Linked DNA regions of Homo sapiens: regions 2 and 3 are each linked to region 1. Evidence: chromatin loops called from intact Hi-C (ENCODE). Cell type or tissue: ascending aorta. All regions are shown on one strand.

Region 1 (8,000 bases):
GGCCTGGTTTGGGGCTGAGAGGACTGAGGGACTGCACTTGGCTCACACTGGTGGGGGCTCTGGTGGAGCCTGGATGTGTCTGGGTGGAGGAAACGCAGGCAAGGACACGGGCCACACTGGCCGCCTGGGACCTCATCCTGCAAAGGCCAGCTGGGGCACGGGCGCAAGCCCATCTGGGTGCCACGTTCTGCCACCTTCTGCGCTGGGCGCTGGGAGCAAACCCAGTAGGTCTTGTGGCAGGAGCCAGCCCTGTTGGGGCCTTTGAGGAGACGACATCTGACCCTTGAAAGGGGAACAGGGCAGTGAGGCTCAGGCTCCACGGACTGGGGGCGTACACAGCCAGCTGCAGGAGGCACGTGCGGCAGAGCTGGCCCGGAGTCTCGGCCCCTGGGGCTGGCAGGGGCCATAGCCAGAGTCCAAAGGGCCTTGGCCCCTCTGGGATTGGAGAGCCAGTATGGATGGGCAGGGCCGCTGCCTATGCCAGCTGTGAGCTGGTGCGGGGGGTGGGGTGGGGGGTGGTTCCCGGGAGAGCTAGGACACCTGTCGGGGTCCCATCTGCCCCCAGGCCCTCCCTGCGGCAGGCCAGAGGTTCAGTACTGGGGCTTCGGGAGCCACTGGGGAGTGGGTTGGCGGTGGCTGGGCACAGTGGGTGGGCCCAGCGTCCCTGTCCTTTGTCGTGTGGGAAGCCAGAGCTGCAGGCTGTAGTTGTCCTGACACAGGCAGCCTGTCCTGTCTGTTGTGTGCTAGGTTTGGGGGTGCCTGGAGGAGGGGGACCCATACCTTCCTTTCTGTCTGTGGAATTCCTTGGCACGGGCAGGCAGCCGGCCGGGGTGGCGCCGCGTGCTCACCCTCTAAGCCGGGGCACAGCAGGAGGACCCGTTTCCTTGGAGACCTGCTTATTTTGTCTGGGCCATAATGGAATGGGGACACTGGATGTTTTTCCTCTGAGGCCGTGGAGGTTCACATCCCTGCCGAGGTGTGGGTGGCCCCTTTTCCGCTGGTAAACAATCCCACACCTGGGGCTGTGCTTCTCCCCAGGGCGAGGCTACTGTGCCGTTTTCCTGGGCTGCTCAAAAGCTGGGGGCACTCTTGTGGGGCCGTCTGTCTTGCTGCTGCCTCTCCGGGGCAAGCTGTTAGAGCAGCCCCACCCGCAAACCTGCAAACCAGGCTGGCCCCACAGAACCTGAAAACCTGCAAACCGGGCTGGCCCCACAGAACCCACAAACCTGCAGACTGGGCTGGCCCCACAGAACCCGCAAACGGGGGCTGGCCCCACAGAACCCGCCTTTGCAGCTCAGTGCTGAATGTTCTCGTCCCCGGTGGTACCCTGGCCTGAGAGAGGAAGGGCTCTGGGAATTCGGTCACCGACGGCTGCACACCCCGTAGGGTAGGTGGGTTCTGGAGGCCAGGCTGGAAGGCTTGGCCGAGCCACCCATCCCTGTCCCCAGCAGGCCCTGCTGGGCTGTATCCTCCTGGAGACAGGCGTGGCCACCACCCTGGGTGGTTTAGGCTGGGTCTTAGACTCGGCCAAGCGGTGGTGTTCTCAACGCAGCACTGAGTGCAGGCCGTCTGGCTGGAGGGACGGGGAGTCTGCGGCACGTGTGGGCAGCCTGGGGCCTCCTGCGGGAGGGAGCCGGCAACTCGGGTGGTCCAGGGGCAGCGGCATCAGCTTCCTGGGGCTTCTGTAGCAGATGACCCCCAAGAGAGGGCCAAGTGTCCAGAACGGGTTCCTTCTGCAGCCTGGAGGCCAGAAACCCCAAATCAAGGGGTCCTCAGGGTTGGCTTTTTCCAAAAGCTCTTGGGGAGGACCCATGGGAAGGTCCTTCCTGCCCCTTCCAGCCGCTGGTGGCCCCGGCGGCCTCGGCTCGTGGCTGTGCCACTCCAGTCCCTGCGCCTGCTGGCTCCTGCGTGAGCCTCCTCTTCAGTCTCTTGCAGTCTGTGGACTTAGGGCCCACCTGGATGACCCAGGGTGACCCCATCCCGAGACCATCAATTCCATCCGCAGAGGCTCCTGTTCACAGGCCCTGGTATGTGAACACATTTTGTGGGCCACCATTTGGCCGACAACTGGGGCCACTGGGACGGAGAAATATCCAGAATCTGAATCCCAATAAGTCTGTGGGTGTCGTCACATTCAGTCTGGAGGTCACAGCTGGGCTGGAGTCGTGGGAAGGCCCTGGAAGTTCTTGGGTGTAGGAAATCCACATTCCCTCCTTCCCCAGGGACAGGTCCTAGCCTGGCCCCCGATCCCCAGAACCGCCTCACTTGGCCCCGCCACAGCCAGCTCTGCAGAGAGCAGAGAGGGTGACCCTGGCCCAAGGCGATGGCTGCGCCTCACTCATCCTGAGACACTGGGCGTGGCTGTGCATCACGGGGGCCCTGGTGGGGGTCGGGTGGAGACAGGCCTGGCTGGTCTTGGTGCCTGGGGGGCAGAGGTCTCTCTGTGGACAGCTGCCTGTTCAGAATGGGACAGGAGGTGGCTTGGTGACAGCAACCCCCGGGTCCCCAGTGTGGCCCAATTCCCCGTCTCTGTTGGTCACGGGCCTGTAGTGTGGACTCCTGGAGCTTGGCCCGAGCGCACTTGGCACATGGCAGGCGACGGTCTGTGGACAGCTCAGGTCTGCAGGCTCCAGCCTCACACACGGGCAAGTGACTGGGCCCCGCCTTCGGGGATGGACTGTGCGTGGTGGAGAGTGATGCAGAGAGGGCCACTCGCCCTGGGACAGGCTCAGCTTGCAGCACAGACGGTGGTGGGCCCCAGAGAGGGTGAGCCCACCCAGAGCCTAGGAAGGGAGGGCTTTGGAGGCGCAGGGGGACGTTTGAGCTGGGCCTTGAGGGTGAATGGAAGCTTTTGGAGGTGCCCCCTTTTTCCCCCCTTACCTGCTCTCTCCAGCTGGGTCCAGTCCAAGGACCATATCTGCCTCTTTGCCCAGCCTCTGGGGGCCGCCCGGAGCATTTGAAACTCATTTTGACTTTTAAAAATGATTAAGAATGTGGCCAGGCACAGTGGCTCATGTCTGTAATCCCAGCACTTTGGGAGGCGGAGGTGGGAGGATCACCTGAGGTCAGGAGTTCGAGATCAGCCTGGTCAACATGGTGAAACCCCATCTCTACTAAAAATACAAAAATTAGGCAGGTGTGGTAGCAGGTGCCTGTAATCCCAGCTACTCCAGAGGCTGAGGTGGGAAAATCACTTGAACCTGGGAGTTGGAGGTTGCAGTGAGCTGAGATCCCGCCATTGCAGTCCAGCCAAGGCAACAGAGCCAGGCTCTGTCTCAAAAAAAGAAGAGTAAAGAATGAAAACCTGAACTAGGAGGCTCTTGCTACATGAACGCGGCATCTGCCCAGCTCTGGAGAGCCCCCTGCCGGCCACCTTTGGCCACTGCAGCCTGCGGGGGCAGCCTGGACAGAGCTGGCTGGAACCCTGGCCTCTGTCAGGCAGCAGGGAGCGCCTTCAGCAGTTTCTCATTGCCGGGCGCTGGGCCTAGGGATCAGACGGTCCGGCCTCAGAGGCTGCGTGAGACTGAGTGAGGCATTTTCAGTCCTCAGAGGGTGCGAGGGGAGCCAGGAGGGGCACAGACCCCAGGCTGGGGGCACTGCGGGGAAGCTCTCTGGAGGGGCGAGCCTCAGGGGACTTCTGCAGGGTGAATAGGAGTTAGCTCAGCTGTCAGAGGGTAAGGGGTGGAGGGGGGTGAAAAGGGCACTTCAGACATCTTTGAGCACGAATGGGTGTCCCGAAGGGCTGTGTAGGAGCCCTGTTGGGGGGGATAGGAGGCGTGAGGGTGGAGGAGGAGGAGGAGACAGGGCTGGGTTGTAGAGAGCTGGCTAATTGGACCAGTGTTTGTTTGCACCATTGTCTCGGAGCAGCAGGGAGCCATTGAAGGTGCTTGAGCATGGGGAGTGTTTTATATGCTAATGTTGACCCCGGGGTGCAGATGAGCTTGGAGGAAGAGGCTGGCAGGGGCCAGAGAAGGTTCTGATTGAGGTCCAGAAGATGGAGGGCGAGGCTGCCCCAGGCAGCAGCTGCCTGGTTGGGGGATGGGAACCCTGTGGATTGCAGGAATGTTAACAAGGTGGTGATGGACAAGGGGAGGAGGGCCGGCCCGGGAAGGGGGGGCCTTCTAGAGTGGTGCCCCTGGACTGGGGCTGCTTCAGGAGGGCAGAGGAGGGGTGGGAGCCAACACCCACTGCCAGGCTCCAGGCCTTCCTCCACCCGAGACCCACTAGGTGGGGCCACTCCCAAGTGTACAAGAAGCTGCCACCTTGGGGGATGGAGAGGGCTGAGGGTCATGTTATCAAGACTTCTCAGTCCTGCCCATGCCTACCTGGCATGAGCCATCCAGGACACCCTGGTCACCCCGATGTTTGTTCTCTGAGGAGCTGGGATTATGAGCACTTAAGATTCTGACATCAAGGGGCAGCCACGAGGGCACTCAAGAATATTCAGATGGAAACCATCTTAGATCTAATTGGCTCATTAAATGTCTGCGTGGAGGAGCATTTTCTTTCTCAAGCCGGTGAGTCCTGGAGTTAGTGCAACAGCTTTTTCACTGGAGACGTGTTTCTCAGGAAGCAGGTGCGTCTGTAACGTGGGTGAGGTTTGCCTGCCGCTCAGCAACCCCAGCCTCTGTCCAGAGTTGGCGCCGCCCTGAGCCCCGCAGCTCCTGGCCTTCTGCTTGTGTTCTGCTGACTCTGTCCTGCTTCTCTGCGTCTTCCATGCTCTTTCCTCTTACCCTCACGCCTCCTATCCCCCACAACAGGGCTCCTATACAGCCCTTTGGGACACCCGTTTGTGCTCAAAGATGTCTGACGTGCCCTTTTCACCCCCCTCCACCGCTTACCCTCTAACAGCTGAGCTAACTCCTATTTACCCTGCCACACCTAGCGGCTGGCGGCTGTTCCCTGGCTGGCAATTCTGTGGGCCAGGGATCTGGACGGGGCTCAGTGAGGACAGCTCATCTCTGCCCCATGAGGTGCTGCCTGGGGTCCCTCGGGCAGTGGCATTTGGCTATGGTGGGGCCCAAAGGCCCAGGAAAGCACTGTGCCGGCTGTTGGCTGGGTTGCCTCAGTTTCCCTCCAGGAACCTCACCCTCCGATAGGACACCTTGGGCTTCTCAATAGGTTCCAAGAGAGCAGAAGCTGCCAGGCCTCTGACGGTCTTGGGGCAGGGCTGGGAGAGCATCCCTCATGCCACTTTATGCCAGAGCCATCACTGGCTGGCTTCGATTCCAGGGAGGGAGTGGACCAGCCTCTGGAGAAGGAGCGGCCTCTGAGGGCAGGGATAGGGGAAACAGAGTGGCCGGCTTTGCTGCAGTCACACCTGTGTGATATAGCAAAATGGGGCAGGCCCTGTTCTCCCCCCTTTCCCCAAACACACAGGCAAACAGGAAACATGCGCACCCTGTCTTGGGGAAGGGGCAGGGGGGCGGTCAGCAGCCTCTCACCTATGTCTTTCCACCCAAGGCCGAGCACTGGGGGTCTCCTGGTTATGGGCGCTTGGGTGGACACTGAGACCACAGACGGCTTGTGCTCCCTGCCGGCAAGGTGCTCAGCCTGGCAGCCGGGACGGCAGCAGGTGGGGCTGAACCCCAGAGGAGGCGTCCGTGAGAGCACCACAGAGGGGCTGTCGGGGTCAGGGGACTGAAGGGGGCCAGAGGCCAAGAAAAGCATCATGAAAGGTGTCGTTATGTGGCCTGAGTCTGGAAAGGTCTGGGGTGTTCTAGGTGGCCAGGGGTGTGGAGGGTGGGGGTGGCAGCCTCCTGAGTGGAGATGTAGGGGTGTGGAGGGTGGGGACGGCAGCCTCCTGAGTGGAGATGTAGGGGTGTGGAGGGTGGGGACGGCAGCCTCCTGAGTGGAGATGTAGGGGTGTGGAGGGTGGGGACGGCAGCCTCCTGAGTGGAGATGTAGGGGTGTGGAGGGTGGGGACGGCAGCCTCCTGAGTGGAGATGGCAGGCAGACCTGGTGTGCAGAGGGAGCTTTGAGCATTCCCAAGACCGGGGGGGGCTGGGTGGGAGCGGGGGTGGAGCATGAACCCAGGGAGGCCCAGCGAGAGCCTAGTCGTGCGGTGTCCTGGGAGGCCATGGCCCAAGACCTTGGCAGACCAGCATTGGAGATGGGCATCTTCCTCCAGGGCCACTGATGTCAGCTCTGCTGGCATGGATGATGGGGGTGGCTGGCGAGGGTGTCGCGTGGGCACGTGGGAGCCCGAGGCTGGCGGTGGGCTGTGCTCCAGGCCTTGCCCGGTTGACCGTGTCTTCGGGGTGAGTGACGCTCCGCAGACGCCGCATGGAATGCGGGGCCGGCTCCACTCCTTCCGTAATGTGGTTTTTTATAGTCGGGGGACTCATTGTCCCGTGGCCACTGCCAGCTGTCTGTAAGCTCAGGATTAGAGAGCCTGGCCTTTCGTGAGAGCTGGGGCTGTGCCGGCTGAGCCCTTCACAGGGAGGGGTGGACCACGGGGACAGGGAGCGACTGCCTGGCACTGAGTGAGCCAGCCAGCAGACAGCATGACGGCCTTCTCCTTGCCTGCCCCCAGGGCCTGGTGCAGGCTCTCTTCTGCCCACCCTACCCAGCTTGGGGGCCCCACCCCATCACGGCCCTCATGAGCCTCTCGGGGCATCCTCCTGGATGGCATCGCAGCGGGCATTGGCCTCCCCTCCATGCCCACCTCCAATTCTGATCAGGAGCACCCCTCACCCACAGTAGGACTGGAAGCTCTATCGGGCCAGAAGGTGCACAGGGGGCCAGGGGACTTGGACTTGAGTCCACCTCGTGGCTGTGTGATGGTGGACAGGTGGCGTGCCTTCTCTGGGCCTCAGTGTCCTTTTTGCTAAAGTAGGAATGGCGCTGTCCCATGACCCGGTTTGGGGACACTACGTGGAAGGAAGCATCCACAGCACAAGGTGCCGCTCGCCCTCGTGTGCCCGGGGTGGCTGCCAAGGGGCCGGCAGCGTCGCCACGTGTCGGGGCTGGCCTGAGTTCCGTGTCCCTGGAATCTACAGCCTGTGTTCCGTGAAGGCAGAGCATGACTGGGCAGCAGGCAGCGGGGGTTCTAATGCCGAGATTTCCCTTCCCCCCAACTCCTGCCCACCCCGGCGCCTTCCCTCCTGCGTACCTTTCTTTGGGCAATGGGCAGAGGCCCCGGAGCGGGCGGGATTCCTGTGAGGTGACGCCAGCCGGAGTGTCCAGCCGGGTGCAGCCAGCCCAGTGGCCCATTCACGCGGCCGCCAGGGCTTCATTCACCCCTGGCCGGGAGGGCAGCGCCCCCGTGACTCGCAGCTGGGGCTTCTCCACGGGTGGCGGCTGCATCGCTCTGCCAGTGACGCTGGGCTGGTCCCTGGGGGCCCTCCTGCTGCTGTGGGGGTGCAGGGGTGGATGCTGGCCCCAGGATGCTGCACACGGCCTCAGGGCAGCACCCACACACTGGCAGCTCCAGCTTCCCCTGAAAGATGACCGAGGAGGTGGGGAGGACGCGGTGCTGGCCAGCAGTGACGGCTGCAGCATGTGTGGGCAGGTGCCGTGCCACACCTTTTACAAACATCTGAATGCAGCCCTCCCAACAGCCCGGGGGAAGGAAGTGTGGTCACATGGCAGCCTTCCTGGGATGTGACCCCAGCTCCAGGTGGCACAGCTCCCTTCTCCTGTGGCCTTGGAGCCCTGAGGGGACCCTACTTGATGTCTCTGGGGTCTCCTGGCTGCTTCATTTGCCCTCAAGACGGCTGTGGGGGCAGGGTCGCTGGGACCTTGGGGCAGAGGAGGGACTGATCAAGTGCCTGCTGGGTGGCAGAGCAGCCACATCCCCCCATCCCCCCAAGCAAGCCCGGAAGGCAGGTATGTGGGCGGGGGCACCCATCTGTCCAGGGCAGGGCACCCCCTCCCTCCTCCCCATGCCCTGTCGGCTGCAGGACCTAGGATGGGCGGGGCAGCACTCACCCCAGCGCCCAAGTTTGAAGGGTGCGGCGGGGTCCCTGGGGAGTCCAGAGGCTCTGGGGACCCAGCTT
Region 2 (8,000 bases), 470 kb after region 1:
CTTTGGGAAGCTGAGGCAGCAGATCACTTGAGGTCAGGAGTTCAAGATCAGCCTGGCCAACATGGCAAAACCTTGACTCTACAAAAAATAAAAAAATTAGCCAGGTGTGGTAGCACCTGCCTGTAGTCCCATCTACTCAGGAGGCTGAGATGGGAGGATAGCTTGAACCTGGGAGGTGAGAGGTTGCAGTGGGCCGAGATGGCACCACTGCACTCCAGCCTGGGCAATACAAAGCCAGACTCTGTCTCAAAAAAAAAAAAAAAAAAAAAATGGTGGGTGGGTTCTTATACTATGTGTGCTGCTTGGCACTGTTTTTTTCACTTAAAAGATATTGCAGGTATTTTTTCACGTAAGTATCTGAAGAAAGACTTCCTTTTTTTTTTTTTTTTTTTTTGCCTTTTTGAGACAGGATCTTGCTCTGTTGCCCAGGCTGGAGTGTAGTGGTGAGATCAGGGCTCATTGTAGCCTCCACCTCCTGGGATCAAGCCATCCTCCACCTCAGCCTCCCGAGTAGCTGGGACTACAGGTGTGTGAAACCACGCCTGGCTAGTTTCTGTATGTTTTGTGAATACGGGATCCCACTATGTGGCCCAGGTTCGTCTTGAACACCTGGGGTCAAGTAGTCCTCCTGCCTTAGCCTCCTAAAGTGCTGGGATGACAGGCCTGGGCCCCGCACCCGGCCAGCCTCCTGTGCGAGGTTGTGCAGGACTCTGTCGTGGAACCCAGTACGCCTTCGTGTGCCGGCTTGTTTGTTTACTCTGTAGTTAACGGGCTGCCCCACGTGGACAGTCACTGGGTCGTCCGTGTCTCTGTGTGCAGGCAGAGGCTGCTGTGCGTGCATCTGTGCACATGGCTGCCAGGAGGGGCTGTGCTCAGGGGGAGCTGGGGCAAAGGCTGGTGGCAATGGGGGGCTTGGATGTAGTGTGGAGACCTGCGAGCCAGGTGGCCGGGCTGCAGTGTGCGGGAGCTCGGGGGTCACTTGGCCTCCGTGTGTCCTAGTGTATTTGTCACTGAGATGGGACAAGGACAGCACACCCTCACAGGTGCTGGGGGCTGACAAATGTTAGGTCTAAGGACAGTGGCTGGCCCACTACAGGGCCAATTCCCCTTCTCTACAGTCACTCTGCTTGTCTTCCACCGACTGGGTGCTCAGGACAGTGGCGTGGTGGATCCGCCTGTACAGCCTGTGCTCCAGCATCCTGCTGGCCACAGCTGTGTCCAGCCCTGACCCCGACTGCCCCTCCCACCACCTCCATTTTATAGATGAGAAAACAGAGGCCCAAGGGCTTAGGGAACCCTGCTCTGAAGCACACAGTAGGGCTGCTAGGCTCAGACCCTCCTTCCTGTGCTGAGCTGCCCTCCTCCTGCCTCAAGCCCCCCATGCTCCAAGCCCACCCTGCTCACCGGCCTCTGCCCGAGTTCCCCGCATGGTGTGGGAGTGTGGGGCATGCTAGCTTTACGCCGGCGCCCAGTTCTTTCACTTCCACTGGAGTCCTGCAGGGACAGCTCGGGGACCATGCAGGCCCGGGTGGGCGTGGGGACTCAACTAGCTCAGTGGTGAACAGCTGGCACGTCTGTGGGTTGTGGACGGTAAAGGCCACGTAGACCTCAGGAGCCCGCTGGTGCTCCCGGCAGGCAGCCAGCCTCCGCAGGACCCCGACTAGCGACACGATGGCTTCTGGGCAATACAGCACGTCTACGGTGAAATCTTCAGGTTACTGAAAGGGACAAGTGGAAAGTTCCAGGTCATGCTGACCACAGCAGCAGGGCGAGGCCAGAGAGGCAGCGGTCATATGAGACTATTAGATGCCATTTAAACATTTGGGCCATTAGATGGAAAGGCAATTACTACGGTGAAAAAGGAGAACCCTTAGAGAAAGCTGCAAAAGACCGAAGCAAAAGAAAAAAATGTCCAGACTCACTGGTGTTCCTTAAAAAACCAGCTCTGGTTTTCGGCCTATCTAGAGGGCTTTGAATGACACAAAGCCTGAATCTGCCATGAACTTCGTGTTTCAGGTATCCGCTGATTTGTCTGCTGGCTTGCAGGGGTGGGCCTGTGTCCCTGGCCACCGCTGGACCTGTGGTTTTCAGGGCTGGGACCCAGGACCACAGGCAGAGCTCTGTTCCATCAGAGAGGGGACTGAGTGTGCTGGCAGGGGCGAGGGGTTTTCGGTGGCCCAGCCAAACACCACCTTCTCTCAAGTGCCCTGTCCTCATCCCAGAAGTGGTTGTTTTCCTCCGGTGGTCTCTGAAGGACACAGGGCATGGCTCTGGGACAGAGCCATGTGGTGACAACTGGAACGGGAGTATGCCTGTCTCCAGCAAGAGGGCTGTGGCTTGAAGGTCACCTTAAGAGGCACCCCTGTCCTTTGATGTCAGCCTGGAGGCCCAGAGTAACTCTTCTGGAAGCCCCATCATGTCCATGCCTGACAGCATCCATTGTTCCCTTTTCCCAGAGCCAAGAGCTGGGTAGAGCTGCAAGGACACCGCCTGCACAGGATGCCCGGGGCTGGGCATTACCTGCTGCAATGACAACATCTGGCTGGACGGCAGAGAGCTGACAGACCGTCGCGACGTCCCAGTCCAGCTGGGCCACTGTCACCCTGGGGCCGTCTAAGTTGGCAGTGATGTCTGCCTCTAATGAGAGGCCATTGAGAAGGACATTCCCTCGGAGCTGCTCGAGGACCCGGCTGTGACAGTCGCTGAAGATGTACGCCCGGGGGCGGCACATCTTGCAGATGGCCAGGCCTGTGAGGCCGGCGCCACTGCCAAGCTTTAGGACAGTCCTGGTGGGAGGAAAGGGGACCGTGTCTGTGACTGCACCAGGGTAAGCCTGCCTCGGTGCCCTGCCCTGCGCCCCGAGGTCACCTGTGAGTGAAGGCTGCTGGGTTCTCGGCCCATTCTGCAAGGTAGAGGGCAGCGTCCCATGTGACCAGGCCTGTGGTGCCGTGGGAGATGATGGCTGTGCTCTTGGAGAGTGTGACCGAGCCTCCCGAGGGCTGCACCAAGAGAGGGCGAGAGAGTCAGTCCAGCAATCAGAAGACAAGTGGCATAGAAGACAAGTAGCCATCCACCACATGGCTGAATAAACCATGACAGGACCAATCGCTACTCAGCAATGAGAAACAGCTAACTGTTGACATGCCATCAGCTTGCACAGGCCTCAAGGGTGTCATGTGGCATGAAAGACACTCATCTCAGGCCATACAGGATTCCATTCATTGAACATTCCTGAGACAACAGAATTCTGGCGATGGAGCACTGGTCAGTGGTGGCCAGGGGCCGGGTGTGGCTATGAAGGGGTGGCTGCCTTGTGATGATTCAATATGCTGTGTTTGTCCTTTGTGGTTTTCTGTATCTATGTTTTATGTTATTTTTTTTCAGTTCTGTCACCCAGGCTGGAGTCAGTGGCATGATCTTGGCTCACTGCAACCTCTGCCTCCTGGGTTCAAGCAATTCTCCTGCCTCAGTCGCCCAAGTAGCTGCGAGTACAGACACGTGCCGCCATGTCTGGCTAATTTTTGTACTTTTTTTTGAGACAGAGGTTCACTCTCGTTGCCCAGGCTGGAGTGCAATGGCCCGATCTTGGCTCACTACAACCTCCAGCTCCTGGGTTCAAGAGATTCTCCTGCCTCAGCCTCCAGAGTAGCTGGGATTGCAGGTGCTCATTACCACACCCTGCTAATTTTTGTATTTTTAGTAAAGATGGAGTTTCACCATGTTGGCCAGGCTGGTCTCAAACTCCTGACCTCAGGTGATACCCCTGCCTCAGCCTCCCAAAGTGCTGGGATTACAGGCATGAGCCACCACGCCCAGCCTAATTTTTGTATTTTTAGTAGAGACAGGGTTTCACCATATTGGCCAGGCTGGTCTCGAACTCCTGACCTCAGATCCACCAGCCTCGGCCTCCCAAAGTGCTGGGATTACAGGCGTGAGCCACCACACCCAGCCCTGTCAGGTGTTCTTTGAGGACTGGGCACCAGGTCCTTGTGAAGCAGGTAGTGTGTGCCACCCATTGGACAAATGCCCAACAACCGCACGAGGCATGATGTTGTTGTTGAAGTGCCTGATTTACAGACAGGGAAACTGAGGCTAAAGAAGGTTAATGGACCTCATATCTAAGACTGCAGAATGGGTGAGTCAGGATTTGAACCCACACCCACGTTTTCACTTTGTGCAGGAAGGGTATCTGGGCTGTGAGGGGGAGGAGGGTGCCCTTCTCATACCAGCAAATAGCTCCAGTGGCCCTGGGTGGACTCCTTGGCCATCAAAGTCTCCGCCAGCACCTCGTACAGCTCGTCCAAAGGCTCTGTGTGGACAGCCTCGTGCTGGGGGCAGGCTGAGTGAGAGCTTGTTTGCTTTCGTTCTAATCTGTAAAAATGGCCAGATGATTTTCGCCAGGTTTGGAGGGGAGATTTGGGATGGAATGGTGTAATACCGGCCAGCTGCCATATAAAATATTCACTTCATTGGGCGTGGTGGTGTGTGCCGAATAGTTCCAGCTACTCTAGAAGCTGACATGACAGGACTGCTTGAGCCCAGGAGTTCGAGGACAGCCTGGGCAAGAGACCTTATCTCTAAAAAAAAAATTCACTTGGTAGGGAAACCTGGATGGGAGGGCCTTCAACAAGAGGTGTTGAGAGGGTAGGGTTAGGTGTAGTCTAGGGCAGGAGACAAGAATTCCATGAGAGCTGCCACTTGACCATGACAGAGAGCTCTGTGTTTGGATCAAACACAGAGAGGAGGAAAACAAAAGGTGCTTTTAAGTGAGCCCAGGCAGAACTGTGAGGGCGGCCCATGCTGCAGGCTGTGGCTGTCAGCAGGCTGCTTCTCCACGGCTGGCCCCGTCCTAAGATTCACAGGGCAGCAACAGGGTACACTGGATGACCGCTGCCCTCTCCTGGTGGCACAGGGCAGACCTGCTGGTGACCACAGATGCAGCCTTTTGGGGAGGACTAGGGAGAAAGCAGGTATTGGAGAAGCAGGGGATTGTTTATTTGCTAAAAGTGTGGCCCTTTCACTCAGCAGGTCTGCTACTGCCTAGTGAGGAACGGCCTCTAGACATCCTCATGTCAAACCCTGCATGTTCAGGCCCATCTTTAAAATCCATCCTAGGCCAGGTGCAGTGGCTCTTGCCTGTAATCCCAGCACTTTGGGAGGCCAAGGCAGGTGGATCACCTGAGGTCAGGAGTTCGAGACCAGCCTGGCCAACATGGTGAAATTCTGTCTCTATTAAAAATACAAAAATTAGCCAGGCATGGTGGCGTGTGCCTGTAGTCCCAGCTTCTTAGGAGGCTAGGCATGAGAGCTGCTTGAACCCAGGAGGCAGAGGTTTCAGGGAGCCGAGATTATGCCATGGTAATCCAGCCTGGGCAACACAGTGAGACTGTCTCAAAAAAATAAATAAATAAGTAAAAAATAAAATCCATCCTGTATCAGTCAGGAAAGAGCTCATTCCAGCAGGATCAATGCAGAGAATTCACCAGAGGAACTAGTTCCAAAGGTGTGGCAAGAGCTAAACCTTCCAACAGGGGCCTGTGGGGCAACCCAGAGATGGACAAGAGCAGGAAACTCCAAACCCTTTGGCGGGCAGGACAGAGGGTGTGGGTGCGGGTTCCAGTGCTGTTTGCTGGGCCAGCCTGGTAGGAATGAGAATCCATATGCTAGGAGCTGGGGCTCCAGAGAAGCAGCTGCTGCGGAAACCCCAGGAGGCAGAGTGAGGGAGAGACGCTGGCCTCCCCTTCTTCCCGCCCTGCACTGTCTCCCATGGGTCACACGCAGTTGCAGCCAGTTGCCTGGGGAGACCCCTGCCATGCTGGGGTTTGCAAAGCAGGCCCAGAGACTGGGAAGGACGGGGGCTCCAGCACGCAGGTGGCTATGCTGTCCCACTACTCTGCGGACACTGCCCATAACTGACCTTTTTCATGAGTTCTGAGAGAAAGCACCGGGCATACTTGACTGACGGCGGGTGCTTCACACACACAGGATGCTTCACAGTCTATGGCAAAGGACAGAACGTTGGTTGCTGGGGAGAGCCCATCTGAAGTCTCCTATGAGCTTCAAGCCAACACAGCAGAGGGCAAACTCCAGGCTACCCGATCCCTCAGCAAAGATGTAGATGGACACAGCGTTCTGGCCCCACGCATCTGAAGTTTGTCTTAAGATATAAGCCGTTTCCTAAAAATGCTTCCACTGCAGTGGCACAGGCTATGGCAGCATTTCTAATGCCCATTCTGAGCAGGAACACAGGGCATGTGGGCCCAAACCACCTCCCTCCCAGGGGAGCCAGTGTGAACCAGGGTTTGCAGTAAGGACAGTCGCCAACTGTCTGGCTCTATGGAAGAGGCGGGAAGGCCCACTCAGCAACTGCTCTCTTGGAGCATCTGTCCCTGGGGACAGGATGGAGGGGAAGGGACGCTCAGGGTGACACTCCAGCTAAAGCCAAGAGAAGCCAAGTGCAGGACGAGCAAGTTCCAGGCAGTGGGAACAGCCGGTGTAAGCTCTGAGGTATCCACGGCCTAGCACATGGAAAGGAGGGCAGAGGGACTGGTGCAGCAGGAGTGGGGACGGTGGGAAAACAGGAGTCTGGAGGGAGAGGGAGGAGATGGTCCGCAGCACCTGCTGGCTGGGAGGGATGCAGATTCTGCCCAAGGGCAGAAAAGTACCCCACGCAATACACAGGCCCTTCAGGCTGGTGCTGGTTTTTCATTTTTTCTGACACAGTCTCGTTGTGTTGCCCAGGCTGGAGTGCAGTGGCCCGATCTTGGCTTATGGCAGCCTCCACCCCCCGGGTTCAAGCGATTCTCCTGCCTCAGCCTCCCGAGTAGCTGGGACTATAGGCGTGCAAAACCACACCCAGCTAATTTTTGTATTTTTAGTAGAGATGGGTTTTTGCCATGTTGGCTAGAGTGGTCTCGAACTCCTGACCTTAGGTGATCCGTCCACCTCAGCTTCCCAAAGTCCTGGGATTACAGGTGTGAGCCAGTGCACCCAGCCTTGTGCTGGGTTTTAAAGCAGCTCTCCCCACATTTCATGCTTCACCACCTACGAGAGTGAGGCTCAGGGTGAAACTCAGAGCAGGGTGCGAGATAACTTCAGGTATCTCCATGCTTGAAGCCCTGACCTACTGTATTGCCCCGAAAGTCTTCCCTGCTGTGGCTGCATCTTTTCCACGTGGATAATCTTGGTTCACCTCTAGCACAGGAATTCTTCCCCGGGGCTCCTAGGATGGGCTGGGTGGGTGAGGGTGGAGGATGTCTGCCTCCCCTGAGTTTGTATGGAAAATGTATTCTTCTGGTGCACTTCTTTCTGGGAGGGAGTCTATTGCTTTGTCTTTTCAGAAGGGCTGATGGCCCTTCGAAGGTGAAGACCCAGGATGCAGGGTGATCTGCACTTGGCCCTCAAGGCCAAGGTCAGGCTGCGGCTGGGCCGGGTGGTGATCCTGCCTCTCACCTGCATGCAGATGCTCTTGAGTCCAAACCCCACCCTGGGCAAAGCAAGGGCCCATTTAGGTTTAGAAGAGACAGGAGTGGGCAGGACAGGCCTCATGAATGCAAAAAAGAAAGTCTCTGAGCATCTACCAAATGCTAGAAGCTGTCTTGCACCTGTCATCTCTGTTTTTGCTGTGGATGGTTTAAAAAACTTTCCCTAGATTCCCCCCTCTCATGCAGATTTTTGTATATTCTGATGTCTTTGTCTAAGTCTTAGAAAATGAAAGAGCTGGAGCCGTCGGAGGTGCCCACACCCACCTGCAGTGCTGACTCAATGGTTTTGTTCTTTGAACAGGGGTGTTTTTAAAGGGTACAAGCACACCTGCGGTTCTTCTCTCAGGTCTTCCGGAGAGATTCAGGAGGCAGAGTCATGAGTCCCAGGGACTCTGGGATTCTTACCTTCTGCAAAATATCCCGCCGCAGCTCAGAATCTGATGAGTCTCTTAACTTTGCTTCTAAGCTCTGTGTGGAGGGGAGAGAGAGAAATCTCAAGGGTGCATTCACAAGAAC
Region 3 (8,000 bases), 130 kb before region 1:
ACCCCTGTTTTCTGGGGGACAGCGTCCCATGCACATTTGGGAACCTTTCTACCCTGCAATGTGTCTGAGCTGTCACAGGGCTTTCTGGGGTGCTCTTCTGTGTGCCAGACTCCAGTGAACACTTCTAGAAATGAGCTGGTTTAATCCCCACAAATACTCTACGAGGTAGGGCCTGTCATTGCCCCCTTAAAGACGGGGCGTGATCCACAGACATGGGTAAGTGTCATTTTGTGTGGCTCGTCTATCTGTGTTTCTTTTGTAAAGAACAATGAAAAGATTTTATTTTTTATAGCAGTTTTAGGTTTACAGAAAGTACAGAGAGTTCCCTTATGCCCCCACCCACTTGTTAAAAATGCGCCGTCGGGATCATTACGTCCTGCATTGGTGTGGGTGTTTGTTACAGTTGACAGGCCAGTGTAGACATATGATTATTAGCTTAGGTCCGCAGCTCACACGAGGGTTCCTGCCCGTGCTGTCCTCTCTGTGGGTTTGGACAAATGTCCGTGCCGTGCACCCACCGCTGTGTATCACCGAGAAAGCCGCCGCCCTGGAAATCCTCTATGCCCCACCTGTTTACCCTGCACCCTCCCGTTGAACTCTGACAACCACTGATCCTTTGACTGTCTCATTTGGCATGTTTTAAAATTTTATACAGGTGCAGCTGTATTCTATGTCTTCTTATTAATGTCTTATTCTAGAACATGTGTCATGTTTTCAAGATTTACTCCTGGACTTTCAGTCCAGTCCTTTTACTTGTTGTATGGCATTCTGCTATGAGTATATGACGATGATTGATGCCTTCCGCTATCGATAGACACTCAGTGGGAGTGGGAGAGAGTCTGCCCTTACGGCATTCTTGTACATGTCTCCTTCAGCGCGTGTGGGACGGGCGAGAGTGTTCTTAGCTGGGAAGGATCTGCATGAGCGGTGTGGCCAGACTCCGTCCACAGTGACTGCTCCAGCTCCTGCTCTTCCAGGAGAAAAGGTGGCTTCAGGGATGGCAGGGGTCCTGGGGATTGGCACGTTGTGGCTGCAAATAGGAATCTGCCCTTGGATGGCCTGTTTAGCTTTGGTCTCTCCGGGGAACTCGAGGGCAGGTCAGGGCTAGCGTGCTGTATCTGGGCGGGCAGCAATCAGAATCGGCTGCAATGGGGTGCTCATGCTGCTGATGAAGACTCAAAAGGGGTGTGTGCTACCTAAGGCAGGGCCTAGCTTGAGGCTGAGGACCCCGGGACCATTTTTGGCTCATACTGCCATGCTGAGCTGACCATCTGTGCACAAGTCCTGTTCATTTTCCTCCTTTTCTGTTGGTCATGAGGAACTCACTGTGTGGCCCTAGGTTTGGGCTGACAGAGCTGTGCTGGTGCCCTGGTGAATGATATGTGGGTCTGGGCCACGTGCTCTGCACAACCTGCCCCTTCCCTGCTGGGTGTAAACTTCTATCTCATGGTGGATTGCTGCTGGGTGTGCCCCATGCCAGGGTCAGTGCCATGCTCCTGATAGACAGCTCCAGCGTCTAATCACTGGGTGTCCCCAGTGGATGCTCCATCTCCACCAGGGCCCTGCTGCTTTCCACATGGCTTGTGGTCCCTGCTGTCTTTGCCCCACACCTTAAACTTCCTGGCTGTAAATCTCTTACTGGGGCCAAGGAGGATGGCCCAGGTGGCAGGGCTGCCTGTCCTTTTCTGTGTGGGCCCTGCTCGCTGCTGGCTGCCTTCCATGACTCCTTGGAGAGGGATCTGAGCAGCCTTCCCAAGTGAGGGGTGGTTTGCCTCTTGAGCCCATCGTCCTGAATAACACGGAGGAAGGCTCTCTGTAAGAAAACGATATTTATTAATATTTGGGAATAGGCATTGCAATGAGAATATGCATGCTGTAGTAAACTATGAATATTCAGGGAGGTCAAGAAAGACAGCAGTTTTTCAAGGAAAAATGAGGAGGATCACAGGATTGTTTTGAGATAATTATCTTACAAGGATGGGACCAGTCCAAGGTTGGACAGGCAGTTGCGGGACAGATGTCCTCAGAGGAATATTTTTGTATGTGAGGCTGAGATGGCCTGTGTGCAAGGTTGTGGTTTTGCAGTCTTTTGTGATGGATTTGTTATCAGGTCTATGAGCATGAGAACCCTCCCTTCCTGGCCTTCTCTGGCTCTGTAACACTTTGTTAGGGTTTTTAATACAAGTGACTCCATTTTCTTTCTGACAACTTTCACATTTCCCCCTTTTAATTGAGATCTTTCTCCAAAAGCATAGCTGACCAGTCATCCTGCAGTCAGGCTTTGATTGCCCCTTGGTGCTGGGATGGAGCTGTCCCAGTTTGGTGTGGTCTGGTTCCACATCATCAGGAAGTGACTGGTGACCAGGAGTCAGTGTCAGAGCTCATTTAGCCACATTTGAGCAACCAGGGAGGTGTGGAGGGAGTGGCCCTCAGGCGCAGTCTACCTGAGTCCACTGTTAAGTACGGTTTTGTCTGTTCCATGGGTGTTGGCATCATCTCAACGCGCTGGGCCAGCACGATTCTGTTAGGAGTTGTACTTCTGCAGAGACTTAAGCAACAGATAAAAAATTTATAAAGGGAAAATGCAGAGTGAAATTAATAATAATATGACAATCCTAGTTTGCATAATGTTTTGAGTCATGAACATAGGCTTAAAGACAACCAGTTGAATAAATCAAATGACCATAGGGAATTGGGTGAGACTTTTTATAATATATGGCCTGTTTCCTTTTTTGGTGTGTGTGTACTTTTTCCTTTTTGTGGAGAATGGGGTTTCTCATGTTGCCCGGGCAGATCTTGAATTCCTGGGCTCAATCTGTCTTCCCGCCTCTGCTGAGATTACAGGCATGAGCCACCATGCCCCGACCTGTTTTCTTATTTTGGGTATATGGTCCTTAATTTTCCCAGAAGAATTTATCCAGGTATAGCAGGTAGTATCAGCAATAGCACAGACATTTCCTTCTTTACGCAATGGATAATTTAGAGCAATTTTATCATCTAGTGTCCCATGACTGAGTTGGATTAAAGCAGAGTGAGCACCAGTTGTATTAGGGATGTTCCCAAAGTCACCCACTAGGGGGACTCAAGGATCTCTTAGGGTTCTATCTAGTTCCCAGCAGAAGCTACTGATTGTGAAATTTCGATTACACCATTATTCTGCCGAGTCAAAAAGGTAGGCATTAAGAGGGGTAAATGTGTCTTTATAATATGGACTCTTATTCCAGTGCCTTGGAGAAGCTGCCCACAGCATGAAGCTGTCGGCTTCTAGTCCTGTCTTGTGGTCTAAGTGTCTCTGGTTGTGGCATCAGTGGTTTGGTGAACTCTTGGTGTGGCCCACGCATCAGGAATGGGATTTTGTCCCTTAACATTTAGTTTCAGCTTATAGGGCTTCAGGAATAGAGTAGTTCTCTGCTTTTAGTGATTCTATGGGAGAAAGTTGGATGGGAGGAAGCTGGAAGAATTGAGGAGCTTGGAAACAGTGCACAGGGCTCCAGTCTAATAACAGGAGTATTGCAGCTTTTCTTCAGAAACATGGCTGCTTCTCTCTACATTGATCACACAAGAAAAAAATCACTCCGATTTTAACAACCTCCTGAGGCTGGGAAGCCAAACCAAGGCAGACTATAGATTTTGCCTACAGTCTTAAGGTTTCTGGGCCTGATACGAAGTGACAGTTTTTACTTACCCGCTGTAAGTCTAGGAACCCTTGAAGCAGGGTATTCTATGCACGTTCTCAAATTTGAGATTCCAGACAAGGCATTGGGAACAGAACCACTGGTCTCAGTTGTATCCTGCTACAAAGAGGGAACAGATTTTTTTTTTTTTGTAAATAACCACATTGCCATAAGAATACATGTGAACAGTTTCCAAATTTTGGAGGGATCGAGTAGGGAGAAAAAGCAAATGTTTTTACTTTTGTTTTCACAGAAGTATACTTTACCAGATTGCTGTAAGTTATAAACAGTTTAAGAAAGATAACGTTCTGGCCAGGCACGGTGGCTCACGCCTATAATCCCAGCACTTTGGGAGGCTGAGGTGGGCGGATCACAAGGTCAGGAGATCGAGACCATCCTGGCTAACGTGGTGAGACCCCGTCTCTACTAAAAATACAAAAAATTAGCCGGGCGTGGTGGTGGGCGCCTGTATTCTCAGCTACTCGGGAGGGTGAGGCCGGAGAATGGCGTGATCCTGGGAGGCGGAGTTTGCAGTGAGCCCAGATCCCGCCACTGCACTCCAGCCTAGGCAACAGAGTGAGACTCTGTCTCAAAAAAAGAAAGAAAGAAAACATCCTTAGATCTGGAAAACAAAACATTTAAGTAAAGAACCAACAATGTTTCAAATAAAAGTCATAAAAACATCTCATCAGTTATTTAATCTCATGTAATTAATTTTTGTTCTGCTTGATCTTGATAAGTAGTTTCACAAATTCATCTGTTTCCTTATTAGAGTTCTGAAGAATTTTCAGTTAGTCTGTCGATCTTAAAGTTATTAGAAACCTGTATTTAAGAGTGCTTCTTAGAGTCTTTTCCATGAATCTGATTGCAAATGCTTTTAGAGAAAAATCAAAACAATAACAATGGATAAGGAAAACAGAATAGCTATGGTTTAAAATCTGGTGGAAGTTCATTATAATTAGCAATTGACAAGGAAATCTGGCTATTTCTGTAGCATACAACATAATAACTAGAGTTATGGCATATTAGGTTTCTGAGAGTTTTATACAATTTTGGAACATTCCTATAAAAACACACCCATAAATGTAACTGAAAGAAGGTCTAGCATCACGTATCATTTTACAGTGTTTTTTATACAATTTACCAGATAAGCCTAATCATTTACCAGACGTACCAGATAAGTCTTTGTAAGATGAGAGATACGTCCTTTGAGGCTCTCCAGAAGCTTGACTGGAAAATACTAAAGCTAATTATGGGTCAAAAAGATTTAATTTAGAATTTATATCTTGGGGAAGCCCATCAAAGATGCCAAAAGATTTAAAACGCCTGATCAAAACAGGAGCACAGGTCACTATTAGATAATAGTCATTCATTTAACCAGAATGAGAAAGACTTCAGAAGCAACACAGGGAGTTCCATGAATGTAAACAAACAACCCACTCAAAGCTCAGTTTTCCTACAAAATAAAAAACTTAATAAAGACAACACAGGAAATTATCTTGATAAAACATAAAATCTTTGTTTCGTAGGCCAGTTACCAAAAAGGTAAAGAAAAACCTCCTGTGGTGTGATTGCTTCTCCTCATGGGAAGCCCGTTTGGTTTGCCTGGAAGTAGAAGCTGATGAAAAGTACTTGAATTTAATGAGACATAGGAAGAGGGTGTCCAGTATTACGAGTGCGCACCGTATTATAGAGGAATGTCAATGTGACAGTTAGTGGCTTGAGCAGGGCAGTACAGGGCTCTAAGTCACAGTATGGGAAGTTTTCTGGTTCCATGGAACAATTCAGACACATCCAGAAAAGCCGAATGTACAGAATCGAGTTATACAGGCGGAAAACAGTGCATCAGACCATAGTAACACAGTTAAAACTGGAGAAAAAAGTTCCAGGAGCTGACAAAAAAGTTGAAGGAAAGAGTCCTTGCCCTAGCCAAGCAAGCAGCTGCAGCTTCTCAAGGGGAGAGAGTGGAAGGCAGTGATATGCGGCCAGCAGGTCACACGCAGCAAGGCCAAGCCCAAGCCGAGGCTGTCAGATTCACCTGGAGAGGAAGACCCTGCCTGGAGAAATGAAATTGCCATTCTAAATGAAGACAGCATTTCTAACCTCATACGAGGGAAATTAGATGGAGACTAAAATAGAAAAAAGCTGCAGTTCAGAAGCTTGTTTTATAAACATACTTCAGAATTAAAAATCAAAACGTCCTGCAGTTTTACTAATAGCCGATCAATACTTCAGGAAAACCCTGTTGTTCTAACATAAGCGACCACGTTTTTTGCTTTGTATTAGTGTATTTTTAATATTAAAGTTTGGTCTTTAGAAGGACTTACACATAATTTTCTTCTAATTATAACCAACTTAATCATATAAAATTTATTTCGTAAATTTATCTTTCACAGACTTTTATGACCAATATAGGCCTTCGATGACATCCTTAAGCCTTTCTGCTTTGTTCTGTACTTCCTCTTTCTTAAAACAACAGGCATTTTACTTTAGGACAAAAATTTACCACACAGGAGTCTTTGTCATACAAAATTATTCATTTTTGTTTTTAACCTTCCTTACTAAGATACATCTACATACCTATAACTTTCTTCACATCTCTCGCTCTCCTACTTAGTGGTTTCTTTCTCTTTGCTTTCTAAATCCATATTTTGAAACAAATTTTAAATAATCTCCAAACTAGACAAAATTACTCTTTTTTTCAATAAAGAACACATTTTTATTCCTCTCATAATTTTTCTCATCAGAAACATACCTTACTTTTCGTATACTTTGTATACTGAAATATATATATGTAAGAACTTTAACTCTTAGTAACTGTAATTTTTAGTGAAAACCTTGGAATCAGTATTTTATAGATGAGAACCATTTTATAATTTTTGGAAACATGTTTTCCCGTTACATAATTACTTTGTGTATTAACAGGCAAAAATATATTTAGTCCTTCTCTAAAATTTAATAAGCCAAGAACAAACTTACATTTGTGTTCAGCAATGTATGTTTTAGTACTTTATCTTATATGGAAATGACTTAGACATTTTATGAGTATCATTTAATTTAACATAGCATAACTTTAAGATTTCAGATTACATGACAGTCTATAAGCACTTTCCCATCTACGTTTATGTACTTTATTTATTTTTAATAATTATACCTAGGTTACTTATGAAAACTGAGATATAGAAAAAGCTAGTCTTCATTTCAAGTTATTTCCCTTTTCACCATTTGTATAGCCTATGAGTATCAGGTTTTCACCTGAGAAACTTAAATATAGGGGTATTTTGCTGATAACACAGAAGATACAGCAATTTTGATTAAACTAACAGTGTTAGTCTTAGTCATTAAAAAGTTATACAAATAAAGATAATTGTGTCTTTAGTCTGGATTTATACTTTTATAACCTTAAGACATCTAGTAGAGATAAATATAATCCTCTCTGACCAGTAAAGCTGGGCAAAAATGTATGCTGACAGTTTTGAAGACACTTCTATTTTTATTTTATCAACAAATTTAAAACCAACTTATTTATCCAAGATTTACTTAAGTCAGCTGGGTGTGGTGGCTCATGCCTATAATCCCAGCACTTTGGGAGGCTGAGGCAAGAGGATTGCTTGAGCCCAGGAGTTTGAGACCAGCCTGGGCAACATGGCAAGATCCCATCTCTACAAAAAATAAAAAAATTAGGCAGGTATGATGGTACACACCTGTAGTCCCAGCTACTCAAGAGGCTGAGGTGGAAGGATCACTGGAGCCCAGGAGGTTGAAGCCACAGTGAGCCATGTTTGTCCCACTGCACCCCAGCCTGGGTGACAGAGAAATAACCTATCTCAAAAAAACAAAAAACAAAAAAAACAAAAAAGATTTATTTAAGTCACACGAACTAAAAAGCATTTGGGTTAATTACTATATATTTTACATGAGTGCTTGTTTAAGCCAATCCAAATAGAATTTCTTAAGGGATTTCTGGCTAACTATGTCAGATTTTATCATGTAGATGTAACATACAATATGTATAAACATACATAAAAGCAAATACAGACACAAATAAAGATCTTATGGCTTTCATTTTAGAATTTTGGTCATGAAACAGAAAAACATAGTAATACAAATTCACTGGTTTATAAAATATAGTTGGATCAAATTATATTTTTGACAAAACGGAACTTTTATCTGTGGCTAAGTTCTGTTTACCCTGATAAGTAATTAATGAAGGCTGTGGACCAGAATTATGGATAAAGCAGTTTTCATAGCAGTTTGACTTTTAAAAACCTTTTAATCCTTTTTTCAGATTCAATTGAATTTAGGGTTGAATATTCAAATGTTTAC

What was found. A loop is a pair of places that touch in the nucleus more often than their neighbours do. Peaks named below come from ENCODE experiments on the same cell type or tissue, not always from the same donor. Only the 100,000 strongest peaks of a DNase experiment are listed, where the experiment ranks them.
Region 2: it touches region 1 in a loop (5-fold over the local background); 6 of 110 quality-filtered maps call a loop at or near these places.
Region 3: it touches region 1 in a loop (8-fold over the local background); 26 of 110 quality-filtered maps call a loop at or near these places.

The regions. Positions count from the first base shown.
Region 1 is chr4:3,477,331-3,485,330 of GRCh38, forward strand. The region is part of intron 4 of DOK7 (docking protein 7); the gene reads left to right. LOC105374355 (vegetative cell wall protein gp1-like) reads right to left here and starts at 7,507. Exons shown (of 3, transcript XR_007057994.1): 1 at 7,115-7,507. RefSeq lists enhancers at 2,610-3,201, 3,421-4,388, 4,389-5,355, 7,058-8,000. In ascending aorta, a CTCF peak has its summit at 3,397 (motif pointing left); DNase peaks (open chromatin) are centred at 3,401, 6,351 and 7,231; H3K4me3 peaks cover 1,368 bases; H3K27ac peaks cover 5,147 bases.
Region 2 is chr4:3,945,222-3,953,221 of GRCh38, forward strand. It overlaps the pseudogene FAM86EP. Among named protein-coding and RNA genes, the nearest start is that of ADRA2C, 180 kb to the left of the region's middle. RefSeq lists enhancers at 416-916, 2,238-2,738. In ascending aorta, a CTCF peak has its summit at 4,897 (motif pointing left); a DNase peak (open chromatin) is centred at 2,753.
Region 3 is chr4:3,343,179-3,351,178 of GRCh38, forward strand. All of the region lies in intron 3 of RGS12 (regulator of G protein signaling 12), which reads left to right. Among named protein-coding and RNA genes, the nearest start is that of RGS12, 54 kb to the left of the region's middle. In ascending aorta, a CTCF peak has its summit at 3,073; a DNase peak (open chromatin) is centred at 3,075.